Linked DNA regions of Homo sapiens: region 1 is linked to region 2. A link is an interaction called in ENCODE POLR2A ChIA-PET data of the cell type or tissue named here. Cell type or tissue: GM12878. All regions are shown on one strand. Region 1 has its middle 87 kb from the start of ZC3H15. Region 2 overlaps ZC3H15 (zinc finger CCCH-type containing 15).

What was found. Peaks named below come from ENCODE experiments on the same cell type or tissue, not always from the same donor. Only the 100,000 strongest peaks of a DNase experiment are listed, where the experiment ranks them.
Region 1: POLR2A ChIA-PET joins it to region 2 with 10 read pairs; 3 of 35 experiments call an interaction of 5 or more read pairs at or near these places.

The regions. Positions count from the first base shown.
Region 1 is chr2:186,397,076-186,402,075 of GRCh38, reverse strand. No RefSeq gene overlaps it. Among named protein-coding and RNA genes, the nearest start is that of ZC3H15, 87 kb to the left of the region's middle. In GM12878, no CTCF peak of the experiment used is centred here; a DNase peak (open chromatin) is centred at 2,845.
Region 2 is chr2:186,490,780-186,495,779 of GRCh38, reverse strand. ZC3H15 (zinc finger CCCH-type containing 15) reads right to left here. Exons shown (of 10, transcript NM_018471.3): 2 at 446-547. Among named protein-coding and RNA genes, the nearest start is that of ZC3H15, 7.0 kb to the right of the region's middle. In GM12878, no CTCF peak of the experiment used is centred here; no DNase peak of the experiment used is centred here; H3K4me3 peaks cover 1,596 bases.

The DNA.
Region 1 (5,000 bases), 94 kb after region 2:
AACTAGAAATACCATTTGACCCAGCCATCCCATTACTGGGTATATACCCAAAGGACTATAAATCATACTGCTATAAAGACACATGCACACGTATGTTTATTGCGGCATTATTCACAATAGCAAAGACTTGGAACCAACCCAAATGTCCAACAATGATAGACTGGATTAAGAAAATGTGGCACATATACACCATGGAATACTATGCAGCCATAAAAAATGATGAGTTCATGTCCTTTGTAGGGACATGGATGAAAGTGGAAATCATCATTCTCAGTAAACTATCGCAAGAACAAACAATCAAACACCGCATATTCTCACTCATAGGTGGGAATTGAACAATGAGATCACATGGAAACAGTGGCATTTCTAAATAAAGTCTGATCACAAGCTTCTAAGTGTACTAATACTTACTACATAGCATTACTACTAGAAACATATAAGTAAGATTCTTCTTCCAAAAGTTTAAGTTTCTGTTCTGGATTATAAAAGCATAAGTAGCATTATTGCTTCTAAAATTCATATTTAAGGCTCTTAGTAATAGCGATACTATATTCAGAGATGAAGAAGTATAATATTTCCTTATAATAAAAAACTCTACTATAAATTTTCTTGATTAACTTTTATCCTGTTTTCTACATCATAACTGATATTAGAACTTCCTTATTTCAAAGGAATATTTCTTATTCCTTCTTAGTCCTTAGGAATATAACTGATTTTTGTTGCTTTTGATAGGTAAGTAAATGAACAAACAGATGGAACTATAAAAAATTATTTACAGGACTGATAAATGTGCTTGCATTTGTCACATTTTAGAGCTATGTCTATGAATAGTAACTACTAATCTTTTCTTCATTTTTCTTCAGGACTGAATTTGTAAGAAAAGTTTTTGTATTCTCCTAAATTGTCACATCATAGAGACTATATTTCACTTATCAAAAAGCTTCCTGTGAGACCATTTCTCCATTGGTAAGCCTTCAAACCAGTAGGCTATATTTGCTGCAGTTAATCATATAAAACCATCTGCCAGCATTATGAGAAAATCTTGTCCCATTCAAATTCCTGAAGACATATTCTGATTACAAAATGTTTCATAGGTATTGAAGCTTAGGAAAACTAAAATTAAGGTTAGACTATATTTTATTAACAACTGCATGTTGATTACTTTTGTTAATGAAGGATAAAAAATGATCACTATTTACATTCTTATAGTTATTAACATTCAATTATCAGAAATAAAATATTGTACACAGGAATACAAGTACCTCTGGAAAGTTTACTTTCCAAGTAGAATTGTTTCAGAGTTTAAATTTGTACTGGCCAAAAAAAAAAAAAACTTGTACTGGCTTGGAACTTTATAAGTAAATTGTTATTGATGGTGGGATGGGGCTGAGTGGTAGCCAGAAATGGAAGTGTATTTTATATTCATTTGCAGTCAGCAGAAAAATCCAAAATAATCGTGGCTTAAACAAGATATTATGTATTTCTGTCTCACACAAATGTCTGGAAGTAGATGATACAGGATTGGTGTAGTCGTCTCATAATGTTGGAGTTGATATTGTGTTTTTTCTATATTTCCCTTCAATATTGTGTCCTTTCTGCATTTCCAATATCCCCCCATGATTGAATAATATTACCCCAGCTCCAGATATCTCATCTGCATTCTAGACAACAGGAGGGGTAAAGTGAGAAAGAAGGGATAAAGAACATGTGTAGCTTTCTATTGAGAATGATTCTTAATTTCTATTAAGAATGATTTGCTAAGAACACTTTATATTATTTGGCCACTTCTTATTCACACAGCTACCTTTAACTGCAATGGAGTTTGTGAAAATCTTCTTTCTTCTGAGTGTTTGTGGGTCTAGATAAAATTCAGATTTTATGACTAGCTTTATGATGAGGTAGTGAGGAACAACTACTCACTGGCATAGGTAGTCTTTAACATAAAATAATAGCTTTGTAATGCATTTTTGAAAAAAAATTGTTAATGGGGTTCAGAGAGAAATCTTGTCTTAAACCTAAGCATTTAGCTTAAAAAATAAGCTTATTGGGTATTTACAGAAAAAAAAATTATTTTTAATGAAATGGAAACTTCGCATATAATAGAAATGTCTCCATTATGTAAATTATTATTAATCCAAATAATTAATTTAAAGCATGATAGCAGCCAAATGTCAAGTTTAAATTAGCCAGCATTGAAAGAAGATTTGATATAAATAAACATGCTCAGACATAACTCATATGGGAACTTTTCAGTAATATGCATTGCTATGGATAATTTCAATTTTTTTGATCAGTTAAATATCTTTGTTTATATTCTGTTGGACAAAATTAATATTATTTTATTTAGCAAATGTAATATTTCAAAATAGAGAAATTGAACTTTACCAAAATTATTATTTTTTATTTCAACAAAGGACATTATCAATAAAGTTTAAAAAATACCTCACAGAATGAAAGAAATATTTGCAAAGCATATGTCTGATAAGAGTCCAGTATCCAGAATATATAAAGAATTCTTCCCACTCAACAATAACAAAATAAATGACCCAATTGAAAAATGGGCCAAGGATCAGAGCTCACATTTCTCCAGAGAAGATATACAAATGGCTAATAAGCATGTGAAAACATGCTCAACATCATTAATCATTAAATAAATGCAAACCAAACCTCAATAAGATACCACTTCCCACCTTTAGGACAACTATAACCAAAAAAAAAAAAAAAAAAAAAGAGAAAAAGAAAAAAGAAAAAAAATGTTGGAAAGGATGTGAAAAAGGCAAAGCTCTTGTACATTGCTGATGAGAATGGAAAGTGGGGAAGCCGTCATGCAGAACTGTTTGGCGGGTGCTCAAAAAGTTATATATAGAATTATGGTGTGATCTGGCAAGTTTTCTCCTAGATATATACTCAAAGAATTAAAAACAGGTGTTCAAACAAAAACGTGTACACTAGTGTTCATAACAACATCATTTGTCCCAACCAACGGGGGAAGGAACCAAAATGCCCATCAACAAATGAATGGATAACCGAAATATGGTATATCCATACAATGGAATACTGTTTAGTCATAAAATGTAATAAGTACTGATTTATGCTACAACATGGATAAAACTTAGAAACATTATGTTGTGAACATACCAGAATCTCTGGGACACATTTGAAGCAGTGCGTAGAGGGAAATTTATAGCACTAAATGCCCACAAGAGAAAGCAGGAAATATCTAAAATTGACACTCTAACATCACAATTAAAAGAACTAGAGAAGCACGAGCAAACACACTGAAAATCTAGCAGAAGGCAAGAAATAACTAAGATCAGAGCAGAACTGAGGGAGATAGAGACACAAAAAACCCTTCAAAAAATCAACGAATCCAGGAGCTGGTTTTTTGAAAAGATCAACAAAATTGATAGACTGCTAGCAAGACTAATAAAGAAGAAAAGAGGGAAGAATCAAATAGACACAATAAAAAATGATACAGGCGATATTACCACAGTTCCCAAAGACATACAAACTACCATCAGAGAATACTATAAACACCTCTACGCAAATAAACTAGAAAATCTAGAAGAAATGGATACATTCCTGGACACATACACCCTCCCAAGACTAAACCAGGAAGAAGTTGAATCCCTGAATAGACCAATAACAGGCTCTGAAATTGAGGCAATAATTAATAGCCTACCAACCAAAAAAAGTCCAGGACCAGACAGATTCACAGCCAAATTCTACCAGAGGTACAAGGAGGAGCTGGCACCATTCCTTCTGAAACTATTCCAATTAATAGAAAAAGAGGGAATCCTCCCTAACTCATTTTATGAGGCCAGCATCATCCTGATACCAAAGCCTGACAGACACAACAAAAAAAGAGAATTTTAGACCAATATCCCTGATGAACATTGATGCAAAAATCCTCAATAAAATACTGGCAAACCGAATACAGCCACACATCAAAAAGCTTATCCACCATGATCAAGTGGGCTTCATCCCTGGGATGCAAGGCTGGTTCAACATATGCAAATCAATAAACGTAATCCAGTGTATAAACAGAACCAAAGACAAAAACCACATGATTGTCTCAATAGATGCAGAAAAGGCCTTTGACAAAATTCAACAGCCCTTCATGCTAAAAACTCTCAATAAATTAGGTATTGATGGGACGTATCTCAAAATAATAAGAGCTATTTATGACAAACCCACAGCCAATATCATACTGAATGGGCAAAAACTGGAAGCATTCCCTTTGAAAACTGGCACAAGACAGGCATGCCCTCTCTCACCACTCCTATTCAACATAGTGTTGGAAGTTCTGGCCAGGGCAATCAGGCAGGAGAAAGAAATAAAGGGTATTCAATTGGGAAAAGAGGAAGTCAAATTGTCCCTGTTTGCAGATGACATGATTGTATATCTAGAAAACCCCATTGTCTCAGCCCAAAATCTCCTTAAGCTGATAAGCAACTTCAGCAGTCTCAGTATACAAAATCAATGTGCAAAAATCACAAGCATTCTTATACACCAATAACATACAAACAGAGAGCCAATTCATGAGTGAACTCCCATTCACAATTGCTTCAAAGAGAATAAAATACCTAGGAATCCAACTTACAAGGGATGTGAAGGAACTCTTCAAGGAGAACTACAAACCACTGCTTAACGAAATAAAAGAGGACACAAACAAATGGAAGAACATTCCTTGCTCATGGGTAGGAAGAATCAATATCGTGAAAATGGCCATACTGCCCAAGGTAATTTATAGATTCAATGCCATCCCCATCAAGCTACCAATGACTTTCTTCACAGAATTGGAAAAAACTACTTTAAAGTTCATATGGAACCAAAAAAGAGCCCGCATCACCAAGACAATCCTAAGCCAAAAGAACAAAGCTGGAGGCGTCACGCTACCTGACTTCAAACTATACTACGAGGCTACAGTAACCAAAACAGCATAGTACTGGTATCAAAACAGAGATATAGACCAATGGAACAGAACAGAGCCCTCAGAA
Region 2 (5,000 bases):
CAGCCTCTATGGAAAGTGATCTGGCAAATTTATAATGTTAAAATTAGAAATCCATTTCCCTTGATCTGGAGTCTGTTACCAGCTAATTTATGCCACAGAAATAAAAGCATAAACACATGTAAGAACTCCTGTATTTCTACAGGTGGTCTTAGTGTCAGAAAGCTGGAAACAAAGTGATCACTTATGAACAGTGAAATAGATGAATATAACACACCTGTACTGTAGAACGGCATGCAATCATTATTAGAATAAATGAGAGTTATATCAAAATGGCTTGGACAATATCCAAGAGGTACTGCTGGTAAGGAAGGCCAAGGTGCAAAAACATTTCAAGTAGGATTCTGTTTTGAAATACAATTATATAATAATACCAGACATTTTATCTGAAACAGAGGCTATATTAATATTACATTTATAAAAAGATATGGACATTTAAATTACTTACCTGACGTGGATTTTGTTGACCAAATTTAACTTGATGTGTGACAGCCTTGATAAACTTCTGTTGCTTTGCTCCTTTCTTATTCTTCAAACCGAAAGTTTTGTCCTACATGAGAAAGAGCACAGAAATATCTTAGCAATTTATGTTACCATATATATCCTCCAATGATATCTAAAAATCATTATTTTTATTGATAATTATTCTTTACTAATATAAAAACATGCAAAACACTAAACATCAAGTCAAGGCAATATATGACCTTAAATCATCACCCAGATTCTTTACAATTCAATATGTACTCAACATTATCATCATTAAACCTGTTATTCTATGAAGCTTTTTAAATTTTATTATTTTTATATATATTTTTTATTATACTTTAAGTTCTAGGGTACATGTGTACAACGTGCAGGTTTGTTACATATGTATACATGTGCCATGTTGGTGTGCTGCACCCATTAACTCGTCATTTACATTAGGTACATCTCCTAATGCTATCCCTCCCCTCCGCCACCCCACAACAGGCCCCGGTGTGTGATGTTCCCCTTCCTGTGTCCAAGTGTTCTCATTGTTCGATTCCCACCTATGAGTGAGAACATGAGGTGTTTGGTTTTTTGTCCTTGCGATAGTTTGCTAAGAATGATGGTTTCCAGTTTCTATGAAGCTTTTTCTAAAGCATATTTTGGATATCAGTTCTATGGGATGTGCAAAGTTCTTATATTGGGATAAGAAGTCCTGTAGTTAAATACATTTAGGAAAATGCTTGATTAAAAGGATTCTTAATTCTTAAGCACAAGGTATCTTACAGCCCTTATCAGAGGGAATATAATAATATGCAGCACCTCCAAATCATCCTTTGTAGCAGAATCCATTTTTACTCAGAGTATCTTGAGAGGTTATACGATACTGAACACATTTTTGGGACTACTACATAAGAAGAGGAAGATACATTCAGTTCTGGACTGGTTTTTTAGTTAATAAATGTTATCCTCTCAAAAACAATTAAATTTAATAAAGAAATCAAACTACTGAAATGTATACATTCCTAGTTATTGCTAAGATGGAAATACTAAAAGTATGTAAATTAAAAGCAACATTTTCTTTAAATCTGGAATATTAATACAGTAACTTGGTAATATTCAATATAACAGCAGCTATCACTTATGGAATGCTCATTATGTGCTAAGCACTAATGGTGATCCTTGGCTATCTACTCATATTTAGTAAGTATGCAGTATGGGGTTGGGGGGAGAAAAACATTAAAAAAAATAAGTATGCAGTACAAAAACATATAGAAGCCATTGCACAAGTATGAGCAAGCGTGTGTGTGGAGGGGAGCAGTGGTCTGTAGTGGGCTGAATTTTGGAATGTCCCCCAAAATTCAAGTCCACCTGACCATAAATTTGACTTTATTTGGACGTAGGTCTTCACAGATGTAATGAGTTAAGATGACATCATACTAGATTAAGGTAGGCCCTAGATCCAATAACTGGTGCCTTAATAAGGACCACACAGGCACAAAGTGAAGGAAATGTGAAGACAGAGTGACACTGCTATATAAGCCAAAGAATGCCAAGGATTGACAGATGCCACCAGAAACTAGGACAAGGCAAGGAAGAATTCTTCCCTACAGTCTTCAGAGGGAGGGAGCATGGCCCTGCTGACACTAATTTCAGACTTCTAGCCTCCAGATCTCTGAGAGAATAAATTTCTGTTGTTTTAAGTGACCCAGTTTGTAGTCATGTTACAGCAGTTCTAAGAAACTCATATAGCAGGCTTGACTAGTGAGCTTCTCCCTAAGGTGAATGTGTGACAAGCCTGACAAGAAACCAAATGCTAATATCTGAAATATTTTTTCTGGGTCTTTTCTGGTTCTCTGGAGAAAGATCCTCCAGCTGGGAGGGCAATAAGTCTAACTGTAAACAAGAGAAAAGAGCAGGTAGAAGGGGTCTCAGTTTACTGTACAGACTTACTAGCTTCCATTTTCAGGCTCACATCCCACCTCCTCTGTGCTTAGTGTTCCAGAAGCAGAGAGGCCTGTTCTCTGCCACCTCCCACCTCCAAGAAGACCCCTCCTGTTTCTTGCAGAGGTAGTCACCTGGCTGAGCTGTAGTAGATAAGAATTATTAATTACTCCTAACACTTTTAACTTCTAGTTTTCAGCCTCTTGCCTTCTGTATTACCTAGTGCTTCCCATTGTTGAGTTTTTTTTTTTTTTCATAATTTTGCAGAGGAAATGCACTTGCTTCTTACAGGCACACTCCTAGACAGGCACTCAGACATAACCGCTCTGCTCTAAGTCAGTTACCAACTCATCCATCTACTGCCAATCTTCATATGCTGAGGTCCAAGATTACAGATGTCTTCTAATTTCAAAATAGAATTTGTATTTCTTTCTCATTCTCTTGTTTATGGGTGGTTTTAGAGAGGAAGAAGAGGCAAAAAGGTCTTCTCAAAGTAATTTGAGACCCTCTGAGTGGCATTTAGTATGAAACAAGTGGCCATTTTATAGCCTTTATTTTGCTATTATTTCTAAGGGAAAGGAAAAGTAATAATGAGTAGAAAGAATAATAGATACAAAATACCACCACGTGGACAAGCTAGAAAAAGAAAACAATAGTACTGAAACAATTAGTATTTAAAAACATACAACATGACATAATGTTTACAGCAACCTCAAAATCAGTAAAAGATCTTTCAATAGTCTTAAGACAAAAAAGTACAGAGGGTTTTGCTTCTAAATGGTTATCTCTCATTGGGAAATATCTCTTTATTCATGACATCTATATCCATATACCAAAACTTTGCTTTCCTCTACTTAAATGCTTGTTTCATGATTTAACATCCCAACATGGTATTATACAAAATTCTACATGAATTTTCTACAGCCTATGTGTATGAAAAAAGGTAAGAAGCACAAACAAGCTGGATGTTTCTGCACTGAGCCTTTTACGGATGGCTTCCCTTGTTTCTATAAAGAAAGTTTAACACTCAATTCAATTTGAAGAAAGATGGTCAACATAATGTGATACATACAGATGAACACAGTGCAGCAACTAAGTATAAAATGCCATACTTTTCCTTTACAAAAAGTGAGCTCTCACGGGAGGGAGAGGAGGCTCTAGAAAAAAATATGATCAGGATTAAACAGCATCTACAGGTGCTCTGCCAGAGAAAATAAACTGCGGTTCAACCCATGCTCCATCTGTAACTACAGAGAAGAAACAATGAATAAATAAGGCCAAATAGCAAAGCAGATACTGCCAGATAGACTTAGGAAAGAAAAATGTCCCCTAAGGGGACCTGGCCAGTAAGAAAAGAAAGCACTCACAATGGCAGTTTCTGGTAAAGGTGTATAAACTCCCGATCCCAGAAGAAGAAAAAAAAAATCAGGTTTCATTACACTGCTCTGGCACATAAATAACCAGTTTAAAGAGATAATAAGTGAGTTGTGTTCACCTCTAAGTTAGAGCTCAGAAATTAACATTTTTCCACAGAGAAAGGGGACACTTATTTATCTAGTATTCACTAAACATAAACATAACCCCTGAATATATACTTTATTGAATCCTCTCAACAATTCTATGATACACAGAAACTCAGAAATGATAAATTCATTTGAAGTTAAGTCATTAATAAGGGGCTGGCTGTATAGTGCAAGCATTTAGAAGCATAAACTCTGGAGCCAGACTGCCCAAATTTTAATCCCAAACAGAGCTGGGTAAATTACCCTCTTTGCCACAGTTTCTTATTTGTAAAGTGAGTCTCACTTAGGGTTGTTGTGAAAGTTAAAAGATTTACCTCAGAGAGACAGTGGTGGACAGCAAGGACTCTAGAGGCAGACTTCCTGTGTTAGAATCCCTGGCACAGTTACTTGCCAGGTTAGTAAACTTGGGCAAGTTATTTAATATCTATGCCTGTTTTCAAAACTGCAAAAAGGGTAATAATACATATCCCACTGAGAGAATCAAAGGAGCTAGTATATTTATCACTTGTAGTTGGCTTGTCTCTCTTCTCTCCTTCTCCCCAAAACACTGAGAACCTTGTCTGGGCCAGTAAATGTTAACTATTAAGTGACAGATGATATTTGAACCTAGGTATATTTGACTCCAAGCAAATTCCTTCTACAGTTTTTAATAAACTACTTCCCAGAGAAACCTCATTAAGTTATTGGGCTGGTTGGTGCGCAATAACCTTTCTAAATATCACACTGCAGATCTGAGATACCAATAGCACCTCTTGAAAACAGAATGATTTGCAATTTGGAGAAGTTCAAAAAGGCTTCTTCCTGAGTTTAGGACAGAGCCCTACCTAAAGATTAACCTGAATTACAAGGTAGAAAAAAAGGAGGTTACAGTCAACCCCAAACCACAGTTAAAATAAAACTAGGAGAATAATGGTCCTCATTGGATTAATAAGGTCCCAAAAGTTAACATGATAGTAAAGGAACTGCGTGTTTATGTGTGTTTCAGAAGACAACTTGGGACATGAATACAGAGGAGTCTCGAAAGAAAAGGATGACTTCCTGAGGCTCCAAGAGCCTTAACACTCAGTAAAT